Linked DNA regions of Homo sapiens: region 1 is linked to region 2. A link is an interaction called in ENCODE POLR2A ChIA-PET data of the cell type or tissue named here. Cell type or tissue: GM12878. All regions are shown on one strand. Links, peaks and the distances in the headings refer to the core of each region. The heading gives the core; the rest is flanking DNA.

Evidence for each region. ChIA-PET counts read pairs that join two places held together with the same protein. Peaks named below come from ENCODE experiments on the same cell type or tissue, not always from the same donor. Only the 100,000 strongest peaks of a DNase experiment are listed, where the experiment ranks them.
Region 1: POLR2A ChIA-PET joins it to region 2 with 5 read pairs; 4 of 35 experiments call an interaction of 5 or more read pairs at or near these places.

The regions. Positions count from the first base shown.
Region 1 is chr2:44,205,286-44,213,302 of GRCh38, forward strand. It overlaps PPM1B (protein phosphatase, Mg2+/Mn2+ dependent 1B), which reads left to right. Exons shown (of 6, transcript NM_002706.6): 3 at 3,925-4,042. Among named protein-coding and RNA genes, the nearest start is that of PPM1B, 40 kb to the left of the region's middle. In GM12878, for the core only: no CTCF peak of the experiment used is centred there; no DNase peak of the experiment used is centred there.
Region 2 is chr2:44,068,103-44,076,119 of GRCh38, forward strand. No RefSeq gene overlaps it. Among named protein-coding and RNA genes, the nearest start is that of LRPPRC, 76 kb to the left of the region's middle. In GM12878, for the core only: no CTCF peak of the experiment used is centred there; a DNase peak (open chromatin) is centred at 3,722; H3K27ac peaks cover 409 bases.

The DNA.
Region 1 (8,017 bases), core at 1,825-6,824, 140 kb after region 2:
TTTTTGTTAACAATATTTCCCAGAAGGGCCTGATAAAATAAAGAAGAGTGGGTGTGGGTGTGGGTGTGGGTGTGTGTGTGTGTGTGTGTGTGTGTAAGTGTCTGTCTGTTTCGGTTTTCATGGTCTGAGAAATTTTTCCCCAAGGGAAACATTAAGACTAAATTTTTTTTGTAACAAATACAGAGATGTTTGAAGTAAAGTGATTCCCCTTGATGTTTCTGCTTTCCAGTCTCATCTCACTTAGGGAACCACTGCTCATGGTTTGCTGTATATCTTTCCAAATGGTTCTCTGTGATTATTGATAGAAATGTATAAACGTAAAATAGGATTTTTTCTTTTTTTGTATTTTATAGAAAAAGATCATGCTATGTTTGTTACTTTGTCACCTGTTTTGTTTTTCTTAAATTATAAAAGTCGGTATTCTTTTAAATTGTTCTTTTAAAACATTATTTGATTTTCCAAAATTTCATTTATATACCATCTACCAGAAGCCTATTTATTTTAAAACATGAGATAGTACCTCATAGTTGGATAAAATTGAGGGAAATTATCATTTTCCAAAGGCAACATCATTCTATATTAATTTATATAACATAGAAAATGTAACCCCCTCAATAATTGTTTAGTTCTAAACTCAGGAGAATTGCTTGAACCTGGGATGCAGAGGTTGCAGTGAGCTGAGATCGCGCCATTGCACTCCAGCCTGGGCGACAGAGTGAGACTCCGTGTCAAAAAAACAAAAACAAACAAAAAACTGTATCAGATTGTTTTCTGTTTAAGTTTAGATGCCCTTATTTATGGCAGGGGCACTGGCGTCTTTGATCTGGTACTATGATTATTAAGAGTGTTAACTGCTGTGCTGTTGTAAAAAGTAAAAAGAACATGTAATAATCAATTTTTATATGCAGAGCTAATTTCTTTAGTTATCCAAACTGGATTTAGAAAAAAAAATGTTTTATTTATGGACTTAGTGAAAACTTTATACTGATTATACAAGGATGTTTTGTCTCTAAAAAACAATGGCACAAAGGAAAGGACCTTTTCTGTTGCTGTATAACAGCTACTGAAACATATTCATACTTGGTGTTTAGGGGAAAGCCATCTTTACATAGAAATAGAAGCAAGCCAGGCAAGGTGGCTAAGAAGCAACATCACTGAAATCACACATGCCTGAGATGTAAATATAAATTATTTCCCTTAAATGTCTTTGGAGAACCATAAATTTATTGGAACTCTCTTTCAATTAATTTTCCAAAAGTATTTATATTTTATAACTTACAAAAATCGAATGGAAATTAGATAAGGAAATGTTCCACAATGCTCATGTTGTTGTTACCAAAAACTCAAAAGGGTTAAAAGAAATTAGATTTCTAAAAGTGTAAGGTGTTAATTCCGTTTATGCATAAAATTGCTTTATAAAGTGTAATTATGCTTGATTCTTTTTTTGTTGTTGTGTTTTAGAAAGGGTGTCTCACTGTGTTGCCCGGGCTAGTCTCAAACTCCTGGCCTTAAATGATCCTCCTGCCTCAGCCTCCCAAACTGCGGGGATTACAGGCAGCCACCATGCCCAGCTGTTTGATTCTTGAATATCCATGGTGTACTTTAAAATTATTTTTAATTAAAAATTTTTGCTTGAACTGCCCTTATGACATTTATACAAGTATATTCATATAACCAAACACATACAGTATTTCTAATATAAAAGTTTTGGTGGGTTTCATTAAGGAATGAATTAATTTGGCCAATTTGGAAATGGTTTTTCCAGATAACCGGGAATCTAATGAAATACTCAAGTTGGTTCCTTGTTCCAAAGCACAACAATCTGTGACAAGTTAATTTATTTTGAAGTCTTCTGAAGACCCAACCTTCACTGCCTTCAAACTTTACTCCCATTGAATTAGGAGGTGAAGGCAGAAGTTATTCAAGGCCACCTGTCTTTTGGGCTGTGTCATGTAGGTTCTGAAAGGCATAAGTCTGAACCGAGCCATGCCTGCCTAGATTCTAGTCATAATAACTGAAAAGACTAGAAAGGGTGTGGTCTTGGTTTCTTTCACTTGAGTTGGCAAATTTGGCAAACACTATCAGACAAAATAGCCTACCACCTCCACTGACTTTGTTTTTTAGAGTGAACAGAAAAAGAAAGTTTGAAAAAAATCGTTATTCCAAGAACAGTTTCATCTGCTCCTGCTCTTAGAAACTCAGTTAAAGTAATATACCTTTAGAAAAAGTAATGAGAACGTATTTTTAATTGATTGCACATAATCTCATGGTACTAGAGTAGTATATATGATATGCTTTTTTTTTTTTTGAGAGAGAGTCTTGCTCTGTTGCCCAGGCTAGAGTGCAGTGGTGTCATCACGGCTCACTGCAATCTCCACTTCCCAGGCTTAAGCGATCCTTCCACCTTAGCCTCCCGAGTAGCTGGGACCTGGGACTACAGGTGTGTGCCACTAAGCCCAGTTAATTTTTGTGTTTTTTGAAGAGACAAGGTTTTGCCATGATGCCCAGGCTGGTCTGGAACTCTTGGGCTAAAATAGTCTGCTCACCGAGGCCTCCCGAAGTGCTGGGATTATAGCCATGAGTCACAGTGCCTGGCTTTATGCTTTTTTTTTTTTTTTTTTTGGAGACAGTCTCACTCTGTTGCCCAGGCTGGAGTACAGTGGTGCAATCTCAGCTCACTGCAACCTCCACCTCCCGGGTTCAAGTGATTCTCCTGCCTCAGCCTCCTGAGTAGCTGGTATTACAGGTGCGCGCCACCACGCCTGGATAATTTTTGTATATTTGTGTAGAGATGGGGTTTCACCATGTTAGTCAGGCTGGTCTTGAACCCCTCACCTTGTGATCTGCCCTCCTCAGCCTCCCAAAGTGCTGGGATTACAGGCGTGAGCCACCGTGCCCAGTGTATGCTTCCTTTTTAACATAGGTAATTTGTGATGGTGTGGTTAAAAGGGAGAAATAAAATATGTCCTTAAATTAGCTATTTTAGCCACTTTATAAAGATTCTGAAACTACTTGCGACTATATAGCAATCTGATGTCTTTTCTTTTAAAAGTTATCACATGACTACAGTTGGATCTCAGTTGTCCAGTTACAGTCCCCCCTGTTACTGTGCCCTCTGAATAGTTTCTTGTATTAATAGTTGTGGGGCTGGGCGCGGTGGCTCATGCCTATAATCCCAGCACTTTGGGAGGCTGAGGTGGGTGGATCACCTGAGGTCAGAAGTTCAAGACCAGCCTGGTCAACATGGTGAAACCCCATCTCTACTAAATATAAAAAAATTAGCCGGGCCTGGTGGCCGTCACCTGTAATGCCAGCTACTCAGGAGGCTGAGGCAGGAGAATTGCTTGAACCTGGGAGGCGGAGGTTGCAGTGAGCCAAGATTGCGCCATTGTGCTCCAGCCTGGGCAACAAGAGCGAAACTTTGTCTCAAATAGTAATAATAATAATTGTTTAGTTTAGTATTTTGGGTATTCTGCCGAATAACAATTTTCAGCTATGTTAAATTCATGGAGTCGTAGCATTGCTCTGAGGCAGTTTAAAAGCTAAGCTGGAAAACATTTGCATATGTGTTTGGGAGGATCCATTGTGGACTTAAGCCAGTTTGGGAATAGACAATCTTGAGTGGGAAATAGTTTAGAAGATTTAATATGTATTGAAGATATCTTCATTTCTCAGACTGGAATGGCTGTGGGTAATAATAGTTCACCAGAATTAAAAATACAGAAATGCTTACAGATATACCCATACCTAGACACCTTGTTTCTTCAAGTTGTGTTTTTAGTAATTCATTGGAATAAAAATGAATGTGTTAAACATAAACGTTCTGGATGATTAAATAAACTATAATTGCTTAAAGTATTTTGAAGTAAATAATAGTTGATTGTAGAAATACAATTTTTTTTCTTTTTTTTCTTTAATACACAGGGAAGTCGAGATAACATGAGTATTGTACTAGTTTGCTTTTCAAATGCTCCCAAGGTCTCAGATGAAGCGGTGAAAAAAGATTCAGAGTTGGATAAGCACTTGGAATCACGGGTTGAAGGTAAGACAAATGCTTTTTAAAAATATAGACAGGCCAGGCACGGTAGCTCATGCCTGTAATCCTAGCACTTTTGTCGCCTGGGCGACACACCAAGGCTCTGTCTCAAAAAAAAAAAAATTTAGAGAGGGAAAGTATTCTTTTTGTTTATCAAATGATTATTTTAAAATTTCCTGGTCAGGCGCAGTGGCTCACACCTGTAATCCCAGCACTTTGGCAGGCTGAGGCGGGCAGATCATGAGGTCAGATCGACACCATCCTGGCTACACGGTGAAACCCCGTCTCTGCTAAAAATACAGAAAATTAGCCGGGCATGGTGGCACACACCTGTAGTCCCAGCTACTCGGGAGGCTGAGGCAGGAGCATTGCTTGAATCTGGGAGGTGGAGGTTGCAGTGAGCCGAGATTGCACCACTGCACTCCAGCCTGGGCAACAGAGTGAGACTCCGTCTCCAAAAAAAAAAAAAAAAAATTCCATAGGACAAACAAGTATTTCAAAACAAGTCCTTGAAAAAACACATCTATCTGTCTAAAATTTACTGTCTTGGACCAATTTCTGGGGATTGATTGACAGGGAGAAGACAAATATGTCTGTTTCACCACCAAAGAGAAACATAATTTGAAGGTAGTTCGTTAGAGCTTGCTGGTTTATTTTTTCTTTCTTTTTCTTTCCCTGCGTACATTCCTAGTAGTAAGTGGAGAATCCAGTGAAATTTCCCCTAACAGTGTCATGAAAACAAGTACTCTTAATTCCGCTAATACTAATTCTCCCTTTTCGGGTTAATTATCATTGGAATTCATTACGGTATCCTTTCCCTTTTATTGATAGAGTTAACATTAGTGTTTCAAAAGATTATTTTACATATTTTTTTAAACTTCATTTGGCAATAAATTTTTTTTTTTTTTTTTTTGAGATAGGGTCTTGCTCTGTTGCCTAGGCTGGAGTACAGTGGCATGATCTCGGCTCACTACAGCCTCAACTCCCTGGGCTCAAGTGATCCTCTCACCTCAGCCTCTCCCAAGTAGCTGGAACTACAGGCACGTGCCACCACAGCTGGCTAGTTTTCTTTATTTTTTGTAAAGATGAGGTCTCACTGTGTTGCCCAGGGTGGTCTCAAACTCCTGGACTCAAGCAGTCCTCCCACATTGGCCTACCAAAGTGCTGGGATTACAGGCATGAGCCAGCACAGCCAGCCTAATAATTTTAAACATACAGAAAAGTTGCAGAAGTATTACAGGATCTCCCATGTACATGTAGTGTCCTTTACCTAGATTCCTTATTTGTTTATGTAATACCACGTTTGGCTTATCTCTATATATACTTTCTGTAACATTCTCATTTTCTGTCTCCCTCCTTCCTTCCTTCCCTCTCCACCTCTCTCTCCTCTTATTCCCCTGCCCCCCATATTACTAACCTTTTTCCTGAGCCAAATCAATTGAAAGTTGCAAATATGATATATCAGTACTACTTAATAAAACGAAGATTACATGACACTACATAACTGTAGTATATCCATAAAAATTAGGAAATTGACCCAGCACGGTGGCTCACACCTATAATCCCAGCACTTTGGGAGGCTGAGGTGCACGGCTCACGAGGTCAAGAGTTGGAGACCAGCCTGGCCAACATGGTGAAATCCCATCTGTACTAAAAATACAAAAATTAGTCGGGCGTGGTGGCAGGTGCCTGTAATCCCAGCTACTCCGGAGGCTGAGGCGGGAGAACTGCTTGAACCTGGAAGGTGGAGATTGCAGTGAGCCGAGATCATGCCACTGTACTCTAGCCTGGATGACAGAGCAAGACTCCATCTCGGGAAAAAAAAATTAAGAAATTAACGTTGATACAATATTACTTTGTAATCCACAGATCCCATTTAAATTTCCCTAATTATCCCAGTAATGTCATATGTAGGTCCAGGATGCAGTCTAGAGCATGTGTGCTGCATTTAGCTGTCATGCCTCTTTAGTCTCCCTCAATGGAAAAAGTTCCATAGTCTTTTTTATTTCTGTTGACCTTGACATTTTTCAAGAGTACAGGTTTGTGGAATGTGCAGCTTGGGTTGGCTGATGTTTCCTCTTGATAAGATTTAGGTTATACATTGGCAGGAATACTGTGGAAGTGATTCTAGATTCTTCTCAGTGCATCACAATCAGGGAGGCATGTGATGTTGATTTATAATGTTAACATCTTTTGTGACTTGCTTGGGTTGTTGTCTTTCAGGTTACTTAATTAATAATTATGTTATACCTAATAAGTATTTAATAAATATGTTATACTTATTCATAAGTATTCTATGGGGAGGCACTTTGAGATTGTTAATAACCTATTGCTCATTAAGATTTTAGCAGATAGTTTTAGCATCCATTTGCGATTTTTGCCTGAAGAATGATAGCCAACTGGTGATTTTCTGATTCTGTCTTTTTTTTTTTTTTTTTTTTTTTTATGATGGAGTTTCGCTGTTGTTGCCCAGGCTGGAGTGCAATGGCATGATCTTGGCTTACCGCAGTCTCTGCCTCCGGGGTTCAAGTGATTCTCCTGCCTCACCCTTCTGAGTAGCTGGGATTACAGGCATGTGCCACCACACCCGGCCAATTTTGTATGTTTAGTAGAGAGGGGGTTTCTCCATGTTGGTCAGGCTGATCTCGAACTTTCTGACCTCAGGTGATCCGCCCGCCTTGGCCTCCCAAAGTGCTGGGATTACAGGCGTGAATCACCGCGCCTGGTTTAGTCATTCTTTTTATATGTATTAGCATTTTACTGCAAGGAAAAATGTTCTTTTCTGCCTGTTTGTTTATATGAGCACAGACTCACGGATTCCTGTTCTATTCATTGTATTATCAACTGTTTCAGGCAATGAGAGCCTCTTAAAACTTGTTGTAGCGTCTTTTTGTCCTGCCTGCAGCTATACAGTACTACAGGATTTATTATAGTTTTCTCCCTTTTCATATTTATAACTCTCTTCTACAGAAAGAAACCTGTCCTCTACTGTCAACCCAACAAATCTGTCACGGCTAACTCTCATGCATATGCCTTCCTCACTCCAAATTGCCCATCCCAGTTCACCCTATAGCCATCCTAAAGCTATGCTTACTGTGGTTAGGCATGAATATCCCATTCTGGATCAATTTGTGGCCACTATTTCCCCCTCCACTCCCTGAAAGATTTGTTTTGCTTAGCTAAGCAAATCCAATCGTGTTGGACAAAATTATTCAGGAACATGAGAAGGGAGAAGCTAGTCTGTTTATCTTTAACATAATTGCTGATATGTTTGAGTTTAAATCTGCCGTCTTTCGTGTTTCATCTATTTTTTTTTATCCTCCATTCTTGCCTTCTTTTAGATGTATTCCAGTTCATCCTAGGATTTGCTTATTAGTTACACATTCTTTAAAAAATTCCGTTTAGTAGGCCAGTCATGGTGGCTCACGCCTGTAATCCCAGCACTTTGGGAGACCGAGGCGGGCAGATCACGAGGTCTGGAGATTGAGACCATCCTGGCTAACACGGTGAAAACCTGTAACTACTAAAAATACAAAAAGAAATTAGCTGGGCGTGGTGGTGGGCGCCTGTAGTCCCAGCTACTCAGGAGGCTGAGGCAGGAGAATGGTGTGAACCTGGGAGGTGGAGCTTGCAGTGAGCCAAGATCCTGCCACTGCACTCCAGGCTGGGCGACAGAGCAAGACTCCGTTTCCAAAAAAAAAAAAAAAAAAAATTCCATTTAGTAAAAAGGAAAAAATTTAGTGGTTACCCTGAGAAAATGAAAATTTTTCAGTCTTAAGGCCCTTTTTTTTTTTTTTTTTCTTTTCCACTTTCAACCCTGAGAAGCTAAGTATCATAATCTTAATATAACCTTTTGGTTTTATATATGCTGTTTTTAAGATATGAAATTACTTTTTATAAAGTTAGATTGTCAATCTTTTTTCTTTTCTTTGTGGGAGGACTTTGATATCATACCAAGCTCTTCCACTCAAGGTTACATAG
Region 2 (8,017 bases), core at 1,320-6,319:
TGGCAGATCACTCGCGGTTAGGAGCTGGAGACCAGCCTGGCCAACACAGCGAAATCCCGTCTCCACCAAAAAAATACGAAAACCAGTCAGGCGTGGCGGCGCGCGCCTGCAATCGCAGGCACTTGGCAGGCTGAGGCAGGAGAATCAGGCAGGGAGGTTGCAGTGAGCCGAGATGGCAGCAGTACAGTCCAGCTTTGGCTCGGCATCAGAGGGAGACCGTGTAAAGAGAGGGAGAGGGAGACCGTGGGGAGAGGGAGAGGGAGAGGGAGAGGGAGAGCAGTTTTGTTTTTTTTTTTAACCTCCCTCTTTTTTTTAACTTCCCCAAAGTGCCTATAGGATTCACTGCTCCCTCTACCATGATTCTATAACACTTTGTAAAGATCTGTTACAAATCCTGACACACTGTAATATCATTTGCTGTGAAGATGCCTGTATCTGTACTCACCCTTAGATTATGAATCCTACGCATCCTTCAAATCCTCACCTCCTTTTTATAGCTTTGTTGTTTGTCTCCTGAATGACTCTGCTGTTCTTACGTACCTTGTCCTAACCTTGGCACACTTAGGCAGGGGAGCAACAGAGTCACTGTAACTGCGATGGGATAAGAGATTTAATTCCATAGATTAAAGAGTTAGAATTTACAAAAGAGCTGGGGAACTGAAGATCCAGAACAGGAAGTTAGAGAATCAGAGAAAGAGTCACCCACCTGTCCATCCAAAGAGCCAACTCTATCTAGTCACTGAGGCAGAGGCATCCATGGGAAGCTGTTGCCTCTAGGTAGCTACCCTCTGTGTCAATTCACAACCAATAATTTGGTGTTGGGGAGGGGCCACTGTTGGTCAGTGGGGCCAGACTGGTCACAGAGAGGGAGAGTGAGAACAAGCTGGAAACTGCTGGGCAACTCTGTGTCTGTTGGTCATCTCATCTTACCATCAAATGACTCTCAGAGAAATGACTCCTCTTCCAAATCTCATGCAAGTTCTTTTGCCCAACTTTAACTCAGAACCATACAGAGAAGGAGACCCTGGGAACACCAGTGTAGCCAACTTGACACAGCACAAACAACCATGACATTGTATTATAGCCATCATTTACTTCTGTCTGTCTGCCCCTCAGCAAGGCTGAGAACTCCCCAGTGTGAGCAAGAATTCACTTACTTTTTTTTTTTTTTTTTTTTGAGACTGAGTCTTGCTCTATTGCCCAGGCTGGAGTGCAGTAGCACAATCTCGGCTCACTGCAACCTCCACCTCCTGGGTTCAAGTGATTCTTGTGCCTTAGCCTCCTGAGTAGCTGGGATTACAGGAGCGCTCCACCATGCCTGGCTAATTTTTGTATTTTTTTTTTTTTTTTTTAGAGACAGGATTTCACCATGTTGGCCAGGCTGGTCTCGAACTCCTGACCTCAGGTGATCCGCCTGCCTTGGCCTCCCAAAGTTTGGGGATTACAGGCATGAGCCACCATGCTCAGCCTGTCTTCCTTTTTTAAAAACTTTTTTTTGGTGTAGTCAAAGCCTAGGACATTATTGGCAGCATTGTAGACTAGATATCAATGGCTATTTTTGGAATTAAATTCAAAATGAAATACACTGAATTGAATAGACAGCAACTGAGTCTTATCCTTGTGTCTACAGCTCGGAGCACAGTACCTGAGGGCTCATGCTTCTCAATGGTGAGCGTCAAGTGGATATTTGTTAACACATGGAATTTCCCGGAGAGTTTGTTTCAGAAGGAAGATGGAATACACTTTGAGTGGAGGGTGAATCTGAGGATAAGTTCCAGCTGTTTCTATTGTTCATTGTTTGATTTTTTGATACTAGCCATTCTATTAGAAGAAAACATAGGAGATATGCTTCAGGACATAGACTTTTTTCATTCAAGATTAATAGAAGACATGGGCAGAGGGGTATGTGTGCGGGGGTGGAGGAATTATGCCCTTTTCCATGGGAATGAGAGAATGTGGAGAATGGTGCCTTGTGCAGAACAGAGCTCAGGGAAGAGAGAGGTAATTGAAACACCTGGTGATACCAAACCGTCATCTCAAGATTTTCTTATTGCTAAGCGCATGTTTAACTTCTTTTTGGTAATTTGGCTGGGAATCTGCCTCTACGGCAGTAGTTTGTCCACTTAAGTATATCTATATAAAATCAGCAGTGCCTTGTTGTTTTAATAACCTGTTTCACTCGACCAAATGAAAAGCCAGATTTTGACAGATTCCTTCTTGATTGGGGGATGTGTGCTGCTGTCTATCTGTAGAGATGGAGAATTGTGATTGGTGTTTTGTTTTTTTTTTTCGCCCCCACAGTTAAAGCATGCTCCTGGCTTAGGAACGGCAAGAAGCCACAGTGTCTTGCAGCTGCTCCTAAAGACTTCTTATCTGGGTGTGGGGGCTCACACGTATAATCCCAGCACTTTGGGAGGCAGAGGCAGGCAATGGCTTGAGCCCAGGAGTTCGAGAACAGCCTGGGCAACATAGTGAGACCCCCCCCATCTCTATTAATAATAATAATAATAATAAAACAAAACCTTCTAATTCTGGGTCAACCCTATACTTCCCCTGACCAGCTGTGGAGCTTTCTTCATCTAGGGCAGCAAGACGTCAAAGGCAGAGGAGAGGTTGACGCTTCCTGAAATCAGAATTTGTCCTCATACAGCAACTCTTGCCAGGCCTAGAAGAGAAAAACCTCTCAAAATTTACCTGCAAAAAAGGGAGAGAAAGAGTAAGAAAAAGTTTACTCACACTGGAAAAATGCCATGGTTAGCAATGACCAACAAAAGCTCTTCCTGGATTAGGAGTGCAGACCTAGATACTTTGGCCTGACCATTGACTGAAATCTCTCTAGTCTGATCTCTTAATACACACACACACACACACACACACACACACACACACACACAAACTCGTACTAGATACATAAGAGTATATTGGCCAGTTGCAGTGGCTCACCCCTGTAATTCCAGCACTTTGGCTGAGATGGGTGGATCACCTGAGGTCAGGAGTTCAAGACCAGCCTAGCCGACATGGCAAAACCCTGTCTCTACTAAAAATACAAAACTTAACCAGTCAAATAATAAAAAGTGTTGGTGAGGATGTGAAAATATTGAAAACTTCATATACTGCTGATAGAAATATAAAATGGTGCCATCACTTTGGAAACCAGTCTAACAGCTCATCAAAAATTTAAACATAGACTTTGCATTTGGTCCAGCAATTCCAGTCCTAGTTGTATACCCAAAAGGAACAAAAATAGGGCCAGATGTGGTAGCTCACGCCTATAATCCCAGCACTTTGGGAGGCCGAGGCAGGTGGATCACTTGAGGCCAGGAGTTTGAGACTAGCCTGGCCAACACGGCAAAAACCTGTCTCTACTAAAAATACAAAACTTAGGCTGGCATGGTGGCACATACCTATAGTCCCAGCTACTCAGGAGGCTGAGGCAGGAGACTCACTTTAACCTGGGAGGCGAAGGTTGCACTGAGCCGAGATTGCACCACTATATTCCAGCCTGGGTGACAGAGTGAGACTTTGTCTCAAAAAAAGAGTATATTGCCTGTGTTATGAGAAGAACCAGTTGTACTTCTTATAAGAGGCTTCAATTTGCATTTCCTTAATGATTAGTAATATTGAGCATTTTTTCATATATTTGTTGCCCATTTATGTGTCTTTTAAGAAATGTTCATTTCAGTTTCTTTGCCTATTTTTAAATCAGATTATTTGGGGATTTTTGCTGTTGAGTTGTTTGAGTTCCTTGTGTATTCTAGATATTAGCCACTTGTCAGATGAATCATTTTCCCCCACTCTCCAGGTTGTCTCTGTACTTTGTTGATTGCTTCCTTTGCTATGCAGAAGCTTTGCCATTTAATACAGTCCCATTTGGCTGCTTTTGTTTTTGTTGCTTGTGTTTTTGAAGTCTTAGCTCAAAGCTTTGCCTAGACCAATCTCCTGAAGCATATCCCCTATGTTTTCTTCTAATAGAATGGCTGTTATCAAACAAACAGCAACAGATACTGGCAAGGATATGGAGAAAAGGGAACTCTTATATACTGTTGGTGGGAATGTAAATTAGTATAGCCATATGGAAAAGAATATAGTGGTTTCTTAAAAAAAAAAAACAACTACAACTAAAAATAGAGCTACCATATGATCCGTCAGTCCTACTACTGGGTATTTATACAAAGGAAAGAAAATCAGTATAACAAAGGGATACCTGAAACCTCATGTCTATTGCAGAACTATTCACAATAGCTATGATAGTTTGGGCAAAGTGGCTTACACCTGTAATACCAACACTTTGGGAGGCCGAGGTGGGTGGCTCACTTGAGGTCAGCCTGGTCAACATGGTAAAACCCTGTCTCTACTAAAAATACAAAAATTAGCCCGGTGTGGTGGTGCATGCCTATAATCCCAGCTACTGGGGAGGCTGAGGTACAAGAACTTGAACCTGGGAGGTGAGGTTGCACTGAGCTGAGATAGCGCCATTGCAACCCAGCCTGGGTGACAGAGGGAGACAAAAAAAAAAAAAAACCTCACAATAGCTATGATATGGGATCAACTTAAATGACCATCAACAGATGAATGGATGAAGAAAATGTGGTATATACACAATGGAATACTAGTCAGCCTTAAAAAATGAATGAAATCCTGGCGTTCACAGCAAATGGATGAGCCTGGGGAACGTTATGTTAAATGAAACAAGGCAGGCACAGAAAGATAAATACTGCATGTTCCCACTCACATGTGGAAGCTAAAAAAACTTTTTTGAGCTCATGAAAGTAGAGAGGAGATCGTGGTATTAGAAGTTAGGAAGGGTAGGAAGAAAGGAAGGATGCAGAGAGGTTGGTTAAAAGATAACAAAATTACAGCTAGTTAGGAGGAATGAGTTCTAATGTTCTTCAGCACTGTAGAGTGAATATAATTTATTGTGTATCTTCAAAAAGCTAGAAGAGAGGATTCTGAATGTTCACAACACAAAAAATAATAAATATTTGAGATGATGGGTATGCGAATTACCCTGATTTGATCATTATACATTGAATACATGTATCAAAATATCACTCTGTATCCATTAATATGTACAATTATTGCATGCCAACTAAAAATAAAGGGAGCAGGGAAGAGCTTTCATTTATAAGGCACTTTTTGCAAACATTATCTTGTTTCATCCTCACATGAGAAAACCGAGGGTCAGAAAATAGCTTGTCCAATGTCACATAGATGTCAAGTGCTGGAGTCTTTTTACTCCAAAACCCATGCTATTTCAGCACCTCAAAAGTGCCTCACACACACACAGGGAGCCAAAGCCACCGGAGGGTTTGTTAGAGGAAAAAAATATTAAAACTATATTTATATGGCTGGGCACGGTGGCTCATGCCTGTAATCCCAGCACTTTGAGAGACTGAGGCAGGTAGATCTCCTGAGGTCAGGAGTCTGAGACCAGCCTGGCCAACATGGTGGAACCTCATGTCTACTAAAAATACAAAAATTAGCAGGGCATGGTGGCATGTACCTGTAATCCCAGCTACTCGGGAGTCTGAGGCAGGAGACTCAATTGAACCTAGGCGACGGAGTTTTCAGTGAGCCGAGATCACACTGCTGCACTCCAACCTGGGCAACAGAGCAAGACTCTGTCTCGAAAAAACAAAAACAAAAACAAACAAACAAAAAACAATATTTATAGCTGGGCATGATAATTATGTGGGGCCTGAGACAAGAGGATCATTTGAGCCCAGAAGTTTGAGGCTGTAGTGCACTATGATTGTGCCTATGAATAGCCACTACACTCTAGCCTGGGCAACATAGCAAGACCCCAACTCTAAAAAAGTTTTTTTAACTTAAAAAACAATATGCTAGGCCAGGTGTAGTGGCTCATGCCTGTAATCCCAACACTTTGGGAGGCCAAGGCGGGTGGATCACCTGAGGTCAGGAGTTTGAGACCAGCCTGGTCTAAATGGTGAAACCCCATCTCTACTAAAAATACAAAAAGCCAGATGTGGTGGCATGTGCCTGTAATCCTAGATACTCAGGAGGCTGAGGCAGGAGAATCACTTGAACTTGGGAGACAGAAGTTGCAGTGAGCCTAGATTTTGCCACTGCACTCCAGCCTTTGCAACAGGGTGAGACTGTGTCTCAAAACACACATGCACACACACACACGCACACGCACACAAAACTATATTTATAACTGGGCACGATGATTATGTGGGGCCTGAGGAAACAAAAAACCCACTATGCTAATAGTGTGACCTTCATCTGTATGAAAACATATTTATATGTATATACACCTGCACAGAAAACAGGAGGGCACAATACATTGAAATAGATGGGTATATTGGTGACTTGTTCTTTTTGACTCTCAGTATAACCTAGAGCAGCAATGTCCAATAGAGCTGTCTGCCATGATGGAAACGTCTGTGTTGTCCAATATGACTAGCCACTAGTGACATGGGTTTATTGGGCCCTTGATGATGTGCTATATCTGTGAAGTACACACTGGGTTTTTAAGACTTGGTCTGAAAAGCAAAATGTGAAATATCTAATTAGTTATTTTTTATATTGGTTAAATGTTGAAATAATAATATTTTGAATATATTGGGCTAAATGAACCAGTGTCAAAATTAATCTTATTTATTTCTTTTTTCTTCTTTTAATGTGGCTATTAGAAAATTTTAAATGATATATGTGGCTCACACAGTATATTTCTATTGAACAGCACTGGTCTAGAGTGCTTTTTTTTTTTTTTTTTTTTTGAGACAAGGTCTTACTCTGTCGCCCAGACTGGAGTGCAGTGGCATGATCTCGGCTCACCACAACCTCCGCCTCCCAGGCTCAAGTGATTCTCCTGCCTCAGCCTCCTGAACAGCTAGGATTACAGGCGCATGCCACTACGCCCGGCTAACTTTTGTATTTTTAGTAGAGATAGTGTTTCGCCATGTTGGCCAGGCTGGTCTTGAACTCCTGACCTCAAATGATCCACCCACCTCGGCCTCCCAAAGCACTGGGATTACAGGCATGAATTACCGCACCCGGCCTAGAGTGCTTTTTGTTGTTGTTTTTTCTTTTAGTCAACTGATCATATCACATGGTCTAGAGTTTAAGTGCATGAAATTTGAAATCAGACAAACTGGAGTTTAATTCCCAGTCTTCACTTTTCTAACTAGGTGACCTTGAGCTGGTTACTTAATCCCCAACCCTTGTTTTTTTTTTAGTTGTCAAACAGGGGTAATGGCTGAACCTAACTCAGATAGTTCTGTGAGGATTAAATGAGTCGCTCTTGTAAAGGGCCTATTACAGGGAATACCTGCCATATATTAACTGCTCAATAAAAATTAATAGTTATTCTGATTTCTAAATTTTCTATGGTGAATATGAATTTTTTATGTAATAAAGAGTAAAAAGAAAATCAAAACAATTAAATTTAATATTAAAGCAATTTATCCTTAACTACAATCAGAAGATAAATATGTTGTTCTAAAGCTGTGTGATAATGTTTGCTTTGTCATGTATTGGGGGTGTGTGTGTGTGTGTGTGTGTGTGTGCGCGCGCAACCCTTGGATGGGAGTGGAGTTGAGGACCGTGACGTGACCATTTATTAGGTAATCTCATTCTTCCCTCTGACCCTGGTCCTCTCTATTCCATCAAGGGGAGGGGATAATTGCATCATGGTTCTCCCTGGCACTCACAACACACCATGTGTTCGCCTATATTTAGCCAACATGAAGTCACTGAAACTCTATGCCCACTGGAGGCAATTTGTGCTTTGTTGTTTGTGGCTCACATGGCTTCTATCCTGACTGCTCTGCATAGTTTATGTCCTTAGATGAATTTAAAGGACTGAAAACCTTTTGTTGGTGGAAAAACTGTGTTTGGGGAGTCAAAACTGAAATACCAAATCAATGAGATCCTTGGAAGCGTCCCTGAGATGAATACCTGATGTTTCTTGCAAGCCAGGGAGACCTCAATTATCCTCTTCTTTGACAGAAGGAGAAGGACCAGGGTGAGCAGGCTGGGGAGGGAGGAATTG